Linked DNA regions of Homo sapiens: region 1 is linked to region 2. The links are chromatin contacts, found by Hi-C or POLR2A ChIA-PET in ENCODE. All regions are on one chromosome and are shown on one strand. The core of a region is the stretch at or near the end of the contact, and the rest is flanking DNA. Distances in the headings are between cores, read along the strand shown. Region 1 has its middle 27 kb from the start of LINC02856. Region 2 overlaps PPP4R1 (protein phosphatase 4 regulatory subunit 1).

Region 1 (7,609 bases), core at 2,418-4,917, 78 kb after region 2:
AAAAATTTAAAAATTAGCTGGGTGCAGTGGCATGTACCTGTAGTCCTAGCTACTTGGGAGGCTGAGGCTCAAGGGGACCACTTGAGCCCAGAAATTGGAGGTGGCAGTGAGCTATGATCATTCCACTGCACTCCAGGCTGGGTGACAAAGTGAGACTCCCATTGCTTTCTTTACTTTTTCTTTTTTTTTTTTTTTCAGACAGAGTCTCGCTCTGTCGCCCGGGCTGGAGTGCAGTGGCAGGATCTCGGCTCACTGCAACCTCCACCTCCTGGGTTCAAGCAATTCTCCTGCCTCAGCCTCCCGAGTAGCTGGGATTACAGGCGTGTGCCACCACACCCAGCTGATTTTTGTATTTTTAGTAGGGACGGAGTTTCACCCTGTTGATCAGGCTGGTCTCGAACTACTGACCTCAGGTGATCCACCCACCTCGGCCTCCCGAAGTGCTGGGATTACAGACATGAGCCACTGTGCCTGGCTGAGACCCCCATTTTTAAAAAAAGAAAAAAAAAAGACATTCAATATTTCTTTATGCCTGTAGTCCCAGCACTTTGAGAACAGTCTGGACAACATAATGAAACTCCGTCTCCACAAAAAATATAAAAATTAAACAGGTGTGGTGGCATAAGCCTGTAGTTCCAGCTACTCGGGAGGCTGAGTGGGGAGGATAGCTTGAGCCTGGAAGGTAGAGGCTGTAGTGAGCCAAGATCATTCCACTGCAATCCAGCCTGAGTGAAAGAGTGAGACAGTGTCTCACAATAAAAATACACACATAAATAAAAAAGTATTTCTCCAAGAAGCCCTGGTTCCTTTCCATGGAAAATGGTGTTTAGAGACCACAAAATGAATGCTAGATATACTTACTGCTACTGTATTGCCATGGCTTCTAGGCCTCTCAAGCTTTCAGAGCTGGGAAAAGCCTATTAATTTTTTTTTTCAAAAGGGATATACATCATGAGTTCATACTTACTTTTTTTTTTCTTTTTGAGATGGAATTTCACTCTTGTCACCCAGGCTGGAGTGCAATGGCACTATATCGGCTCACTGCAAACTCCGCCTCTTGGTTTCAAGTGATTCTCCTGCCTCAGCCTCCTGAGTGGCTGGAAATACAGGCGCCCACCACCATGCCCAGCTAATTTTTTTTGTATTTTTAGTAGAGATGGAATCTTGCTATGTTGCCAAGGGCTGGTTTCAGACTCCTGGCCTCAAGTGATCCTCCTGCCTTGGTCTCCCACAGTGCTGGGATTGCAAGCGTGGGCCACCACACCCAACCCATACTTTTCAATTCAAATTAAATATTTCATGGTTTTTATTTTGTAATTTTATATTTATATCTTTTCCCTCTTACATCATATAGCTTGGTTCCTAATAAAATTAACTTAATTATTTCATATGTAGAGATAAAGATAAATAGATTACGTGTCCATGTGTGTGTGTGAGCACACATGAATGTATATAATGGTGGCTTAATAATGTGTCAATTTGGTTAAACAGAACTACATTTTCCAGAATTCCCTTCCTGGTAGACGTTTGGTTAGAGTTGGACACAGGGAAATTTGTGAGATTTGAAAGGCAGCAGTCAAGAAGTAGCAGTGCTCACCCTCTGAATGTTGGGCTAGGCTAGGCCCTGTTGGAACTCATGGCATGTGCAGGCCTGCCGGCTCCTCTGTTGTGCAGACAGAGTCCGGAGGCAGAATCCTCCAGGCCCCATGTGATCTCTTCCTGCAGCTTCTCCAAGTTCTGGGCCAGGTGTGAAGACAGGAGAGGTAGCAGTGGGGTGAGGCAAGGGAATTTCTGCTCGGCCCCATTTCACATGCATTTTTCCTTCCTGACCACGGCCTTATGACTTCAGGCTCAGTGTCAGGCGTAAAGAGCCAAACGGAGGCTGTCTAGCCAGCTCCCACAACTGTGTAATGTCAAATCCCTTTAGGAATCCTTCATGCTCTATTATTTCTAGCGATTCTGCTTCTCTGATTGCATCCTGGCTAGTATTTACGTATATACATCATACATACAATGTGTATATCTTTCTGTGTGTATGAAATAATTTTAAAATATCAATACTAACATTACTACTAATATCAACATAATTTAAGATTTCCTTGTGATTCTTTTTGTCTCCAACACAATATATTTAGATAAAACATCTTTCCTCCCTGATCTGAAATGTTGCTTATGTCTTATACTAAATTTCTATATTTCTTTTGGTCTAGTCTGGACATGATGTTCCAGATGATCTTCTTTTTATTCATTTTTTTTTTTTAAAGGCAGCATCTCACTCTGTTGCCCAGGTTGGAGTGTGGTAGCACAGTCATGGTTCGCTGCAGCCTTGAACTCCTGGACTCAAGTGATACTCCCTCCTTAGCCTCCCAAGTAGCTGGGACTACAGGTGCATGCCACCATGCTTGGCTGATTTTCGTATTCAAGTGTCAGTACCACACAATTTTAATCACTGTAGCTTTAAAATATATTAAAATATCTGATAGGGCCACTCTCCTCTTATACCATTTTTTTAAGATTTTGTCTGACCTTTATTGTTTGTTTGTCCTTCCTATGAAATTTAGAATTCATCAGTTTACTTTTAAAAATCCTGTTGATAGTTTTATTGGTAACATCAGTTTTGATCACTTATATTTTCTTAGAAAATTATCTATTCCACACACAGTAAATGTTTTTTTCACCAAAATCTCACTTATTAACTTACTGTTTAACAACAAATGTATGTTGACTCTCCTCTTGTTTTCTTGGTAACATTTGTACACAAATTGTCTATTTTCTTCAGCGAACCAGCTCTTGGATTTGTCTACCAAATGTGTTGTTTTATGTTTTCTAATTTATCCATTTTTTGCTCTTGACTTTATAATTTTTTCCCTTTGTTCCTTTTAGGAAAAAATAAATTAGAAGAAAAAAATCATTGTATATAAGAAATACCTGTTTTCAATGTAAATGAAGGTTTTATTTTTCATTTATTCACTGAATAATTTTTAAAGCCTCCATGTTCTGAATTTGGTACTAGCCAGTAAGAAAATAAAAATATCCTTTATATAGGGAAATAGAAATCATTCCAGCATATAAATGCTATCAGAGTCTCAGGAATGCTTTTCTGGAACATTCCAAAGCTGAATTGGCAGGCTCTGGCTTTTCTCTGGCTCGCATCCTCACCACCTGGATGGTTTCCCTAGTTATGATCTCCCTACCCATAATGGAACAAGAGTTCTTAGAACTGGGGTCGGCTGGGCACAGTGGCTCACGCCTGTAATCCCGTAATCCCAGCACTTTGGGAGGCTGAGGCATGGGGATCATGAGGTCAAGAGATGGAGACCATTCTGGCCAACATGGTGAAACCTGGTCTCTACTAAAAATACAAAAATCAGCCAGGTGTGGTGGCACACACCTGTAGTTCCAGCTACTCGGGAGGCTGAGGCAGGAGAATCGCTTGAACCCGGGAGGCGAAGTTTGCAGTGAGCCGAGATGGCGCCGCTGCACTTCAGCCTGGTGACAGAGTGAGACTCTGTCTCAAAAAAAAAAAAAAAAAAAAAGAGAGCTGGGGTTAATCATTCACCTGCATTGACCTGAGATGCCTTAGTCATGGTTAGTTCTCCCACACTTGTTCTTCAGAAACCTCTGAAACCACACCCTTGTGAGGTAAGAGGCCTTCCAGTCAACAAGTCATGCAGTTCTCTAGCTACCAGGGAAACCTGATTAGATACTAATAACAGGAACCTCTCGGCCAGATGGCATCCACTCACCTCTGTGCAGGGGTCAGGCATTTTAGTGTGCACTTCCTCAAACAGTCTAACCATTTCTCTTATGTGTTGTGCATGGTGTCAACCAGAACGAAAACTTCCCACTCTACAAGTGTATAAGGCAGTAAAAGATGCTGCTTTCACCTATGAGTTTCTGTAGCACACATGCTTCCTCTTCATGGCTTGATACCAGCACGGTGGATCCCACAAGGGCGTTTTAGCTTAGAGTCACTGCCCTCTAATGTTAGAGGTTAGAAATCACCCAGAGGCTGGTCCAACCTCTTTGCAAAGAGCAGATTGCTCAAGGACACAGGCATCTGGGAGAAGAGGGTGGTTACACACCCTTATTCCCAACACTTGCCATTCCCATCATGCCCCATATTTCTCATCTGTCAAAAACAGGAAGCAATAGCGTTATTGAATACTATTAGTGTGAGTACTAAAGAAGAAAATATATAATGTGCTTAGTGCAGTCACTATACAAAATTTAGGAAGTGTAGGCTTAAAAAATATTTTATTAAAAATGAGGTTTCACTGTGTTGCTCAGGTTGCACTAGAATTTCTGGGCTCAAGGGATCCTCCCACCTCAGCCTCCCACGTAGCCGGGACTCCAGGCACAACACCATGCCCTGCAGTGTAGGCTTACATTTTAAAAAACGTTTCATCTGGAATCTTCAACACTTCAATAGTCATGGTGTCCCTGTGTTCCTAGAACCAGATGGTAAAGAAAATAGAACAGTCTTGGGTTGCAAAAATTTAGGTATTTATCTCAGAAAACCAATGAGCTGGCTACATTTTTTTCTGCCTAAAAAATGTTCAGAGGTAGCAATCTGGCTGTAATCAGAGATGTATTTCATAGCAAACTTAGAGTTTTTACTTGGATATCATGTTAACTTGCATAGCATCTAAAACAGCACAGATTTTTATTCAATTTGCATAATATTGAGAAAAAGGTCAACTTTCCATACAAAAAATATCATTTTTGTGGATTACCGCTGGGAGGTGCTATGAAGGTAACAGGGTAGTTAAAGCCCTCTCTGGAATTCTTTTCTTCCACTACTGAACATCTTTGTGGTTTCTCTTAAAACAATTCAAAGCAGCAAACGTTTTTAACCAAAGCTTTAAATAAATTAAGCCCTGGGCCATTTTACAACTTATTTTCTACTCTCCCGCCTTCCAGCATGAGCTTAACAAGAAAATTTCAGTATCGAGTTCATAGAGTTTTTACCGTGGTGTATCCTCTGGTGACCTTTCAGTATTCATCTGACATTAAGCAATTGGAAGTCCTTGTCTGAACCAAGGATCGGTGGACTTTTTGGCACCAGGAGTTTTCCTCTTCAAAAATAATAGATGGGGCCACGGTCTATTGAAAATACATGGGGAAAAATGAAGTCCCCCTAAAAATGAGAATGTTAGATGCTAAAAAGAGATAAAAAAAACCTATCCAGATATGATAGGAAATAGTACTGGCTAAGGAGGACTTGAAATAGCTTTTGACTACCATCTTCTGCTCCTTAAACTGGTTACCCAGTGTGGCTCACCCCGATGTCGTTTGAATATCCTCTTTTTCCACATAGATGAGACTCCAAAAGAATGTGCAGTGAATGGACAATGCCTGTGCCTCTGCTTATGTTGAGACAATGACCAATGTTGGTTGCTTGTATTTGGAGCACAGTGAGGAGTGGGCAGTGGATTTGGCAGACGTAGCGCAATTTGTTTATCCATTCACCTGTTGAATTTGGGTTGTTTCCCATTCGGGGCAATTAGAAATAGAGTGCTCTGAGCATGTGCGTTTGTTTCTCTTGATAAATACCTAGGAGTGTAGTGTCTGTCTCATATGGCAGGTGAATGTTTAAGATTTTAAGAAAATGCCAAACTCTTTTCCAAAAGGTTTGTAACATTTTACATTCCCACCAGCAGTGTATGAGGATTCCAGTTGCTCTATATCTTCACCAGTACTTGGAATGATCTGTCGTTTTTTTTTTGTTTTGTTTTGTTTTTGAGACGGAGTTTCCGCTCTTGTTGCTCAGGCTGGCGTGTGATGGTGCAATCTCAGCTCACTGCAACCTCCGCCTCCCAGGATCAAGCAATTCTCCTGCTTCAGCCTCCCGAGTAGCCGGGATTACAGGCATGTGCTACCACGCCCAGCTAATTTTGTATTTTTAGTAGAAATGGGGTTTCTCCATGTTGGTCAGGTTGGTCTCGAACTCCCGACCTCAGGTGATCCATCTCAGCCTCCCAAAGTGCTGGGATTACAGGCGTGAGCCACCGTGCCAAGTCAGAATGATCAGTCTTAACTTTAGTCATTCTAATAGGTGGGTAGTGGAACCTTACTGGGGTTTTAATTTGCATTACTTTAATGTGTAGTGATGTTGAATATCTTTTCTATTGAATATTTGTTTGCTATTGATATCTTCTTTAGTGAATCTTTGTTCAGATCTTTTGTCCATTTTTAAATGTTTTTTCCTGAGTTTTGAAGGTTTTTATATATTCTACATACAAGCTATTTGTCAGATATGACTTGCAAATATTTTCTCTGAGTCTGTAGCTTGGCTTTTCATTCACTTAACGCTGTCTTTTGAAGAGCAGAAACTTTAAATGTTAATAAAGTCTAATTTATCAGTTTTTTTTAATAGGTCACGCTTTTGGTGTTATATCTCAAAATCCTTTGATTAACCCAAGATCAGATAGATTTTCTTCTATTGTTTTTCTAGAAGTTTAATACTTTTAGGTTTTGCATTTACATCTGATTCACTTTGAGTAATGTTTTGATTATGGTGTCAGGTATGGAACAAAATTCTTTTTTTTCCATATGGATATCCAGTTGTTTCTTAGGGGGAAAGAATTTAGTCTTTCTATTAAGTATGATGTTAGTTGTCGGTTTTTGAAGATGCCCTTTATCAGGTTGAGGACATTTCCTTCTATTCCTAGTTTGCCAAGAGTTTTTAACAAGAGTGGCCATGATATATTACTACTTGAAAGTGGACTGTGATGGGTTAAATATGTCAAGTTGGTTGATTGTGTTTTTCAAGTCTTCTATACACTTACTTTCTGTTTACTTGTTCTCCCAATTATGGAGAGAGGGTTGTAGAAATCTCTAACTATAATTGTAGATTTGTGAATTTCTCCCTGCAATTTTTAAAATATTTTTTGAGACAGGGTCTCCCTCTGTCGCCCAGACTGCAGTGCAGTAGTGCAATCTTGGCTTACTGCAACCTCCACCTCCCAGGCTCAAGAGATTCTCCTGCCTCAGCCTCCTGAGTAGCTGGGATTACAGGTGCGCACCACTACTGCCTGGCTAATTTTTGTATTTTTAGTAGAGACAGGGTTTCACCATGTTGGCTAGGCTAGTCTTGAACTCCTGACCTCAAGTGATCCACCTGCCTCGGCCTTCCAAAGTGCTGGGATTATAGGCCTGAGCCACTGTGCCCGGCCCTCCCTGCAATTATATCAGTTTTCATTTCATATGTCTTTAAGCTCTGTTACTGTGTGCCTAAACATTTAGCATTATTCTTTTTATGAATTGATGCTTTTATCATTATGAAATGATCTTCTTTTTCCCTGGTAATATTTTATCTGAAATCTGCTTTATCTGGTACTAATATAGCCACTCCATCTTTCTTTTGATTTTCATGGTGTATCTTTCTCCATTATTTTGCTTTTAACTCCTTGTGTTTATATACATAAAGTACTGTCTCTTATAGGCAGCATACAGTTGAATCTTATTGATTTTTTATTTTTTGAGACAGAGTCCTGCTCTGTCCCCCAGGCTGGAGTGCAGTAGCACCATCTTGGCTTACTGCAGCCTCTGCCTCCTGGGTTCAAATGATTCTCCTGCCTCACCCTCCCCAGAAGCTGAAATTATA
Region 2 (7,544 bases), core at 5,032-7,531:
TTGACAAAACAGTGCGATGTGAGGCACCTGTTCCATCAGCTCCGCTCTCACAGTTGGTTCTATTGAAATAACGGCAATGTGAGCAAACATGTTCTCCTGCAGCAACAAAACCTTTATCTGTTCTTGAGGGTACTTAGGAAGGCTATGGACTTTCATCTTCAAAATATAAAGGACTTGAGACAACATCCTTTAATTCTGCATTCCTTTTCAGAATCATACACAGATCAATCCCATGAGTGAAAGGAGGACCTTATCTTCAATCCAAGCTTCTGTTGTTCACAGTATGCACTGAGTATCTAACCATTTCTTAACAATAAATAAATTTATTCATCACCTACACTGTGCCACACTGTGCTAGGGGTTAAATATCCTATCTGATATTTACATCAATACTCTGACACATACATAGTATTATCCATAAATTCCACTATTTAAGAACCTACTAGGACAAGTCATAAAAACTAGTTCCTAATCTCAACTTAGTCAATAAATGAAAGATATATAATTAGACTTAACTAAGACTAAAAATGGGTAAATGAAAATTAAAGATGACAAATATTTTTTAAACACCTGAAAAGACCCAAGTGCATATGGCAAATTTAAATGTGAGAAATATGGCATTTCAAATTTCTGGGCTTCAAAAAGATGAAATGTCTAAGAAGCAACAGTAGGAAAATCAGCTAGTTAGCACGGAACAAAAGTTCCTACTGCACATCATAAAGATCAAAAGTACTAAAAGATAATATTAAATGTTCAATCTTGAGGTGGGAAGACAAAATCCAAAAATCAACCGTAAGACCAACTAATTATACATTATAAAAACTTTATTATAGGCTGGGTGTGCCTGTAATCCCAGCACTTTGAGAGGCCAAGGCGGGCAGATCACTTGAGGTCAGGAGTTCCAGACCAGCCTGGCCAACATGGTGAACCCTGTCTCTACTAAAAATACAAAAATGAGCCAGGTGTGGTGGTGCATGCCTGTAATCCCAGCTACTCCAGAGGCTGAGACAGTAGAATCACTTGAACACGGGAGGTGGAGGTTGCAGTGAGCCAAGATCGCGCCACTGCACTCCACCCTGGGCAACAGAGCAAGACTCTGTCTCAAAAACAAACAAACAAAAAAACTTTATTATAGATAACAGATACCAATACTCAGTTAAAAGGGAAAACAGCCTGGGAGCAAATTCATGTATAACAGAGTATTAGGAAGTGAACACACTGTTCAAATAAATAATAAGAAAGAAAATAAGGATACAAGTAGGCAATTCATAGAAGACATGCAAGTGACTGAAATACAGACAGACATGATGGATTATCAGTAACAAGTCATTGTATCGGACCTAACTAGAACTCTGATACCCATTATTATTATGCATTAATAAAGCTACATTAAAGTAAATATGTATGAATGTGTCTACTAGGATTTCAGATATCAACAGAGAAATTAACATACCTTTAAGTAGATAATACTGTATTTTACAAAGCTCAGAATCTTATCAACAAACCAATATCTGGAATTTCTATTATACTGTTGTACCATGTGAAGTTGGCCAGATATGAACAAAATAGAGTGTTTCTGTTTTGAAGAAAAACCTAATTTTTAAAAAAGTAAACATACAGGCCTCTGCTTTTCTCATGGATGCTGAATTTTCTAAGTTAACACTGACAATTGCTTATATTTTTGAAGCAAAAGGAGGACACAAGTTATGGTTTCAGTTAAAAATGAAATCAGCAACTTTTCTTTCTTCAAAGCCCCGCTTAGGCAAATAGACTAATGGGGCGGGGCAGGGGAATAAAGCCCAGAAACAGACGCATGCATGTACAGACAACCGATTTATTAAAAGGTGAACTGGGAAAGATGGTCTTCCCAGTTGTGTCAACTGGCTACTCACATTAAAAAAAAAAATGAAACTTGTCCTCCACTTTGTATCACGCACATGAATAAATTCCAGGTGGAATACAGATCTGAATGTCAAGGCAAAAAACAATAAGGCTTCTCTGTGTTAGAGAATACAGGAAAAGATATTTATGACTTTGAGATTGGAAAAAATCTCAAAGAAGACACAAACGGCATGACCCATAAAGGAAAAACACTTCTCTTCTGCAAGAAGCATCACGGAGTGCAAAGAGAAGCCACAGAGTGAAAAAGATATCTTTAATACACATAAATGACATACGGCTCATATGCAGAATGAATTCCTGTAAATCTGTAAGAAAATGACTACCAATTTTTTAAAGGGGGAAGAGACTTAGACATTTCAAAAAAGAAGAAGCCAGGCATGGTGGCTCATGTCTGTAATACCAGCACTTTGGGAGGCTGAGTCAGGTGGATCACTTGAGGTCAGAAGTTCAAGACCAGCCTGGCCAACACGGAGAAATCCCATCTCTACTAAAAATACAAAAATTAGGCAGGCATGGTGGTGCATGCCTGTAATCCCACCACTCGAGAGGCTGAGGCAGAAGAATCACTTGAACCCAGGAGAAGAAGGTTGTAGTGAGCCAAGGTCATGCCACCACACTCCAGCCTGGGTGACAGAGTGAGACTCCATCTCCAAAAAAAAAAAAGATACCCAAATAGCCAGTAAGTGTATAACCAGGTATGAACTTCACTGGTTACTGAGGAAATGCAAATTACAACCACAATGAGATACCACTATACATCCATCCATTCCGGGGGAAAATAAAAGCAGATGGTAAATTTTGGGGAATAAAAAAATCAAGATAAAAGCTAATGAAAGGTAAGGCAGAAGACCGAAAGGTTCTCAGCTGCTTATTTGTCTAAACTAAGGATACATATTTCATTCACTTCAGAGCTATGTTATTATTCAATAGTCTTTATCTTACCCAGCTATCACAATAAGCCCAGTCCTAAAAATTAGAAACCTCAGGGTCAAATCCTCTCTCTTCCTCACTCTATCCAGAGGTTAGCCTTGGAATCCCTCCTAGTACTTCAATTTCTATCCAACAATTCATCCTTATAACAATTAACTGGCTGGTCACGGTGGCTCATGCCTGTAATCTCAGCACTTTGGGAGCTTGAGGCAGGTGGATCACTTGAGGCCAGAAGTTCCAGACCAGCCTGGCCAACATGGTGAAACCCCTTCTCTACTAAAAATACAAAAATTAACTGGGTGTAGTGGCACATGCCTGTAATCCCAGTTATTCGAGAGGCTGAGGCAGGAGAATTGCTTGAACCTGGGAGGCAGGGGTGGTTGCAGTGAGTGGATATCACGCCACTCTGCTCTAGCTTGGGCAACAGAGCGAGACTCTGTCTCAAAAACAAAAACACCCAATTAATTGGTATAGTCTTCCAATCAAGTCTTCTTGTCACCCATCTTTTTCACCATATCAGTTCATACTGCTACACTACACTGTTCTAAATCACAAAAAGGTAAAGTCATCAGCATGGTTTATTATAAACCTTTACAATCTAGCCCTCACCTAACTTACTTAACAGCCTAATTTTTCTAACCTGGAAACTCAGCAGGTTAGTCTCATTGTCAGGTTGGCCTCATTGTTGACCAAAGGGGCCACCATCTTGAACTCCTTTCTCTATCTTTTCCCCTCCTGGGTATGCCCTTTTCCCTCTCTATACCTCATCTATCAAATCCAACTTAAATGTCACTAACTTTCTGAAGCCTGCCCCGATCCTTCCCATTATAATTTATTGTTTATATGTTGGCTGCATTCACTAAACTGTTAACTTGATGACACAAATCCTTGTTCACCTTAATAACTGCTCTAGCATTTAATCTAGAACCTGGTATAGAGTATGTACTGTTTGATGTATACTGAATGAATGGAATTATGTCAATAGAGACATTTACTATGAATTTACCAATGTGAGAACATATTTTAAAATACACACACACACACTTACAAAAAAAAAAAAAACTCTGGAGCTGGTAAACAGGTAAAGGAAAACACAAATCTATCCTTAAAGAGTATCTGTCTCTACTAAAGAACATAACCATAATAGGCTATAACAGTGCCATGAATTTATGTTAAATTGTTATTTAACTTAAATCAAATTAAAAAAATAAGTAAAAATTATGCTTGATGAGACCCCTCCTAAAACCATTCTAGAACAAGCACATACATAAGCAATTATGTACACAAAGGTAGATTATTGCTCAGTTAAGCCTACAAATGTTCTGCCCACCCTGTAAGAATATTAGAAACATTTAAGGCTTATGTAAACATTTAACACATTCCCATTAAAATGAACTGTTCATCAAAAGATGAGCTTGTCTAAAAATTAAAAAATAGGGCTTGCTGAGATGCCAAAAAGTCTGTCAGAGGTAGAAAATATACTTTAATAAAGATAATAGATTTAAGGGAAAAAGTTTTAAGATTTTTGGATGGTTTCTAAAATCAAGTATAAAAATATGTTTAATATTACCTTAAAATAGTTTTATGTGTTAAGTTTTAAGTATATTTTACTACAACAAAAGATATATTTATAAAAACTTTAACATCACCATTTTCTAAGCCTTAAATCAAGTTTACCTCTTTCTTAAGCAGACTTTCTTATCTTCACTTTGGAGATAAACCAGCTTTAGTTTTACAAATGGTTAATCAACATTTTTTTGCAAGTGAGAAACCACACAGAAAGCAAGCTTTCTATAGTTGCCTAAAATAATTTACAGCCTCCTCCATCTCTTTTAATGTATTCAAAATTATTCTATATATTTTTATTAATCCTAAAATATTACTATACATGATGCAAAACAATGTTTTTAGATTTGTTTTGATGAGAAATTTCTAAAATTAAACTAAATGAGCCCACTGTAAAATGTCCAGGTCTCAGTAACAAATTTTACTTTTGTTGTCACTGATGGGTTTGATAATTACTTAGGAAATATTTTAAAGCTATCTCATATCACATTAACTTGTTCATTAGTTTTTAGAAACACAAATTTGATCAAAGAAGCCTTTCTAGAATAGAGTAAATTCACTTTCTCCACATATACCTGAATCATCGGCCAATCTGCTAATTCTTTCCAAAACAGCAATACAATCTCTTTCATCATCGCAGACTTCCCTCAAGGTATCGAGCAAACTCCGGGCCACCATTTGTCTACACAAAAAAAACAAAATTATGTATGTTCAATGGCATCAATAGCTAATATCCAGAATTTTAATTTTTTGAGACAGGGCCTCATTCCTGTTGCCCAGGCCGGAGTGTAATGGTGTGATCACGGCTAACTGCAGCATTGACTTCCCTGGCTCAGGTAATCCTCCCACCTCAGCCTCCTGAGTAGCTGAGACTACAGGCATGCACCACCACACCTGGCTAATTTTTAAATATCTTTAGTAGAGATGCTGTTTCACCATGTTGCCCAGGCTGGTCTCAAACTCCCGGGCTCAAGCAATCCACCTGCCTTGGCCTCCCAAAGTGCTGGGATTACAGGCATGAGTCACTGCACCTGGCCGATATCTAGAATTTTAAAAGACAAAATCTGTATATTTTTTAAGAAAATTTTTTCTTATTACATTATTAAAACATATATTAGGTCTATAATTTCCTAAGTGGCAAACGGCAGTATTGATTTTATTTTAACAAGATGAGACTGAATATTTACAACATTTTTTTTTAATCTTTATCTAACTGATTTGGTAAAAAGTCACCAAAAATTCATTTCAGTTGTCCTTCAATTATCACAATGAAAAAACACACTCATTCATTATACAAAATGTTACCCTTACATATTTTTAGTAGTATGAGTTTTGCATAGCTATACCCAAAAAATCTGAACCAAGACTTTTTGATTTCCCAGAAAAGTGTGATATAGGTGGTCTGGGATCATGGCTGGACAAACACAATGCAGTAGGAAGAGTGCTGGCTCTTGGTCACTGCTGTGTGACCCAATGATCTTGAGCATCACCCGTCATACAGCAGGTATACAACATCATGTGTTGAAGGAATAATGTACTTCCCAATAAGCAATTTATATGAATACCAAAATTATGTCCAGTGGCAGAAAAGCAATGGTAATTAATGGTAATTTTTTTTTTTGCAAAGAAAGCATGTTGTATGCTTACTAGGATCAAAGAATAAACAAGTACAAAACTGCTCATGCTGTGATTATGAATAAAACTTGGTGACTCAGATTGTGCCTGTTAATAATACCTCCTTTAAAGTGGATACTTTCATTTTCCCTACTGAAGTTAATAAAACCACCCTTCCACTTCCACTTTAACAAAAAGAATATGCACATACCTGTTAAATATGTTCTCACTTGCAGCATACTTGTCCAATCTCCCCAGGGGCGTCAACATTTCATCTTGTGAGACAAAGTCCAGGGCTGAAGGTATAATAATCACATCAGACTCTGAGCTGTAGTCATCCACACCAACTATCAGAGACATCAGAAATACTCCTTATAACACTTTGAAACTAAAATGTACCCCTTGCCTGTCTGAAGCAGTACAAATCTGTTTCTGGAATGGTACAAAAAAAAAATCACAAGAGACTCTCAGAATCAATCCAGAAGCCACAAATAACTAAAAGATACCTCCTCTCCTTTTCCTACAGATATGTTCTACTTGGCTCTATAAGCACAAAGTTCTACTTGGCTCTAAAAGCACAAAGGTCAGAGGCTACAGAAACTCAGTATGCAGGAAAGTGACCAGTCTTGAGAACATGTTCAATCAAGACACTAACAACTTGTGAATAGGCACACAAAAAGTCAAGCACCAATATAGTTAGTCCTGCAATGTGGAAGATAAAGCTAATGAAACTGGTATCTAACTTCACTTAATAGAAGAAAGCTAAAAACATTAATATATTTACATTCATTAAACAAATATTTATTAAATACATTTGTGCCAAGTACTAGGGTAGATGCTGGAGAAACAACAATGAAAATACTAATGTTTCTGACTTCAAAGAGCTAATATTCTACAGAAAACAATCTACTTTAAAATGATCATTGTAATAAAAGTATGTATTAATACAAACTAAAAGGCCAGACACCCATTCAAGCTGCAGGAGAAGGAAGAGAAGACCAAGAAAGAATGGCTAAAAACTAACCAAAAGGTAATTATTTCAAAGGAACCAAGCAATGAGTGAAAGTATGATTAAACAGCATCTACTACCAAAGGAGTCAAGGAAGAACTGAAAGGTGCCCACTGAATTTGGTACTTTTGTGCCATGCTGTGTGACAAGGGCAATTTTCCATTGCATGAAAGCCGAGAAGCCAAACCTGACTGAAGAGGTAAAGGAAAATATAATAAAGTGAAGACAATGAATACAAAATATACTTTCCAGAACTGTGGCTGTGATATAGTAAACTGGATTAGATTACTAGCCAGGGCATTCAAGCAAAATAAAGATTATTTATTTTGTTCTGTTCCTAATGTTTAAAAGAAGACAGAGTTGCACATGGTTATATAATGAAAGTAAACAGTCAACAAATAAATATAAATTGAAGTTTTAGCAATAAGAAAATATTACTGATGGAAACACCATGGGGTTGGAAAGGATGCGATCCAGAGGTAAATCAGGGCCTTTCCCAAAGCCCTAAGAGCTTTCCAAGAAA

What was found. A loop is a pair of places that touch in the nucleus more often than their neighbours do. ChIA-PET counts read pairs that join two places held with the same protein, here RNA polymerase II (POLR2A). Pooled maps may share reads with other maps.
Region 1: a loop to region 2 is called in a map with no recorded cell type, with 7 times the contacts of the local background. The contact joins two enhancer-like sites. A Hi-C loop is called at or near these places in 3 of 168 maps with a recorded cell type or tissue (IMR-90, endothelial cell of hepatic sinusoid and heart left ventricle), 5 of 37 single-sample maps with no recorded cell type and 6 of 50 pooled maps. POLR2A ChIA-PET finds 5 or more read pairs at or near these places in 12 of 52 experiments (Caco-2, H1, HEK293 and 8 more).

What each region holds. Positions count from the first base shown.
Region 1 is chr18:9,669,709-9,677,317 of GRCh38, forward strand. No RefSeq gene overlaps it. Among named protein-coding and RNA genes, the nearest start is that of LINC02856, 27 kb to the left of the region's middle. RefSeq lists an enhancer at 3,693-3,742. Within about 2 kb of position 3,668, at least 16 of the 41 ENCODE cell types and tissues checked have a DNase peak (open chromatin) inside an H3K27ac peak, as active enhancers do.
Region 2 is chr18:9,588,795-9,596,338 of GRCh38, forward strand. It overlaps PPP4R1 (protein phosphatase 4 regulatory subunit 1), which reads right to left. Exons shown (of 20, transcript NM_001042388.3): 3 at 6,224-6,359; 4 at 4,974-5,080; 5 at 1-59. Among named protein-coding and RNA genes, the nearest start is that of PPP4R1, 22 kb to the right of the region's middle. Within about 2 kb of position 6,282, at least 3 of the 41 ENCODE cell types and tissues checked have a DNase peak (open chromatin) inside an H3K27ac peak, as active enhancers do.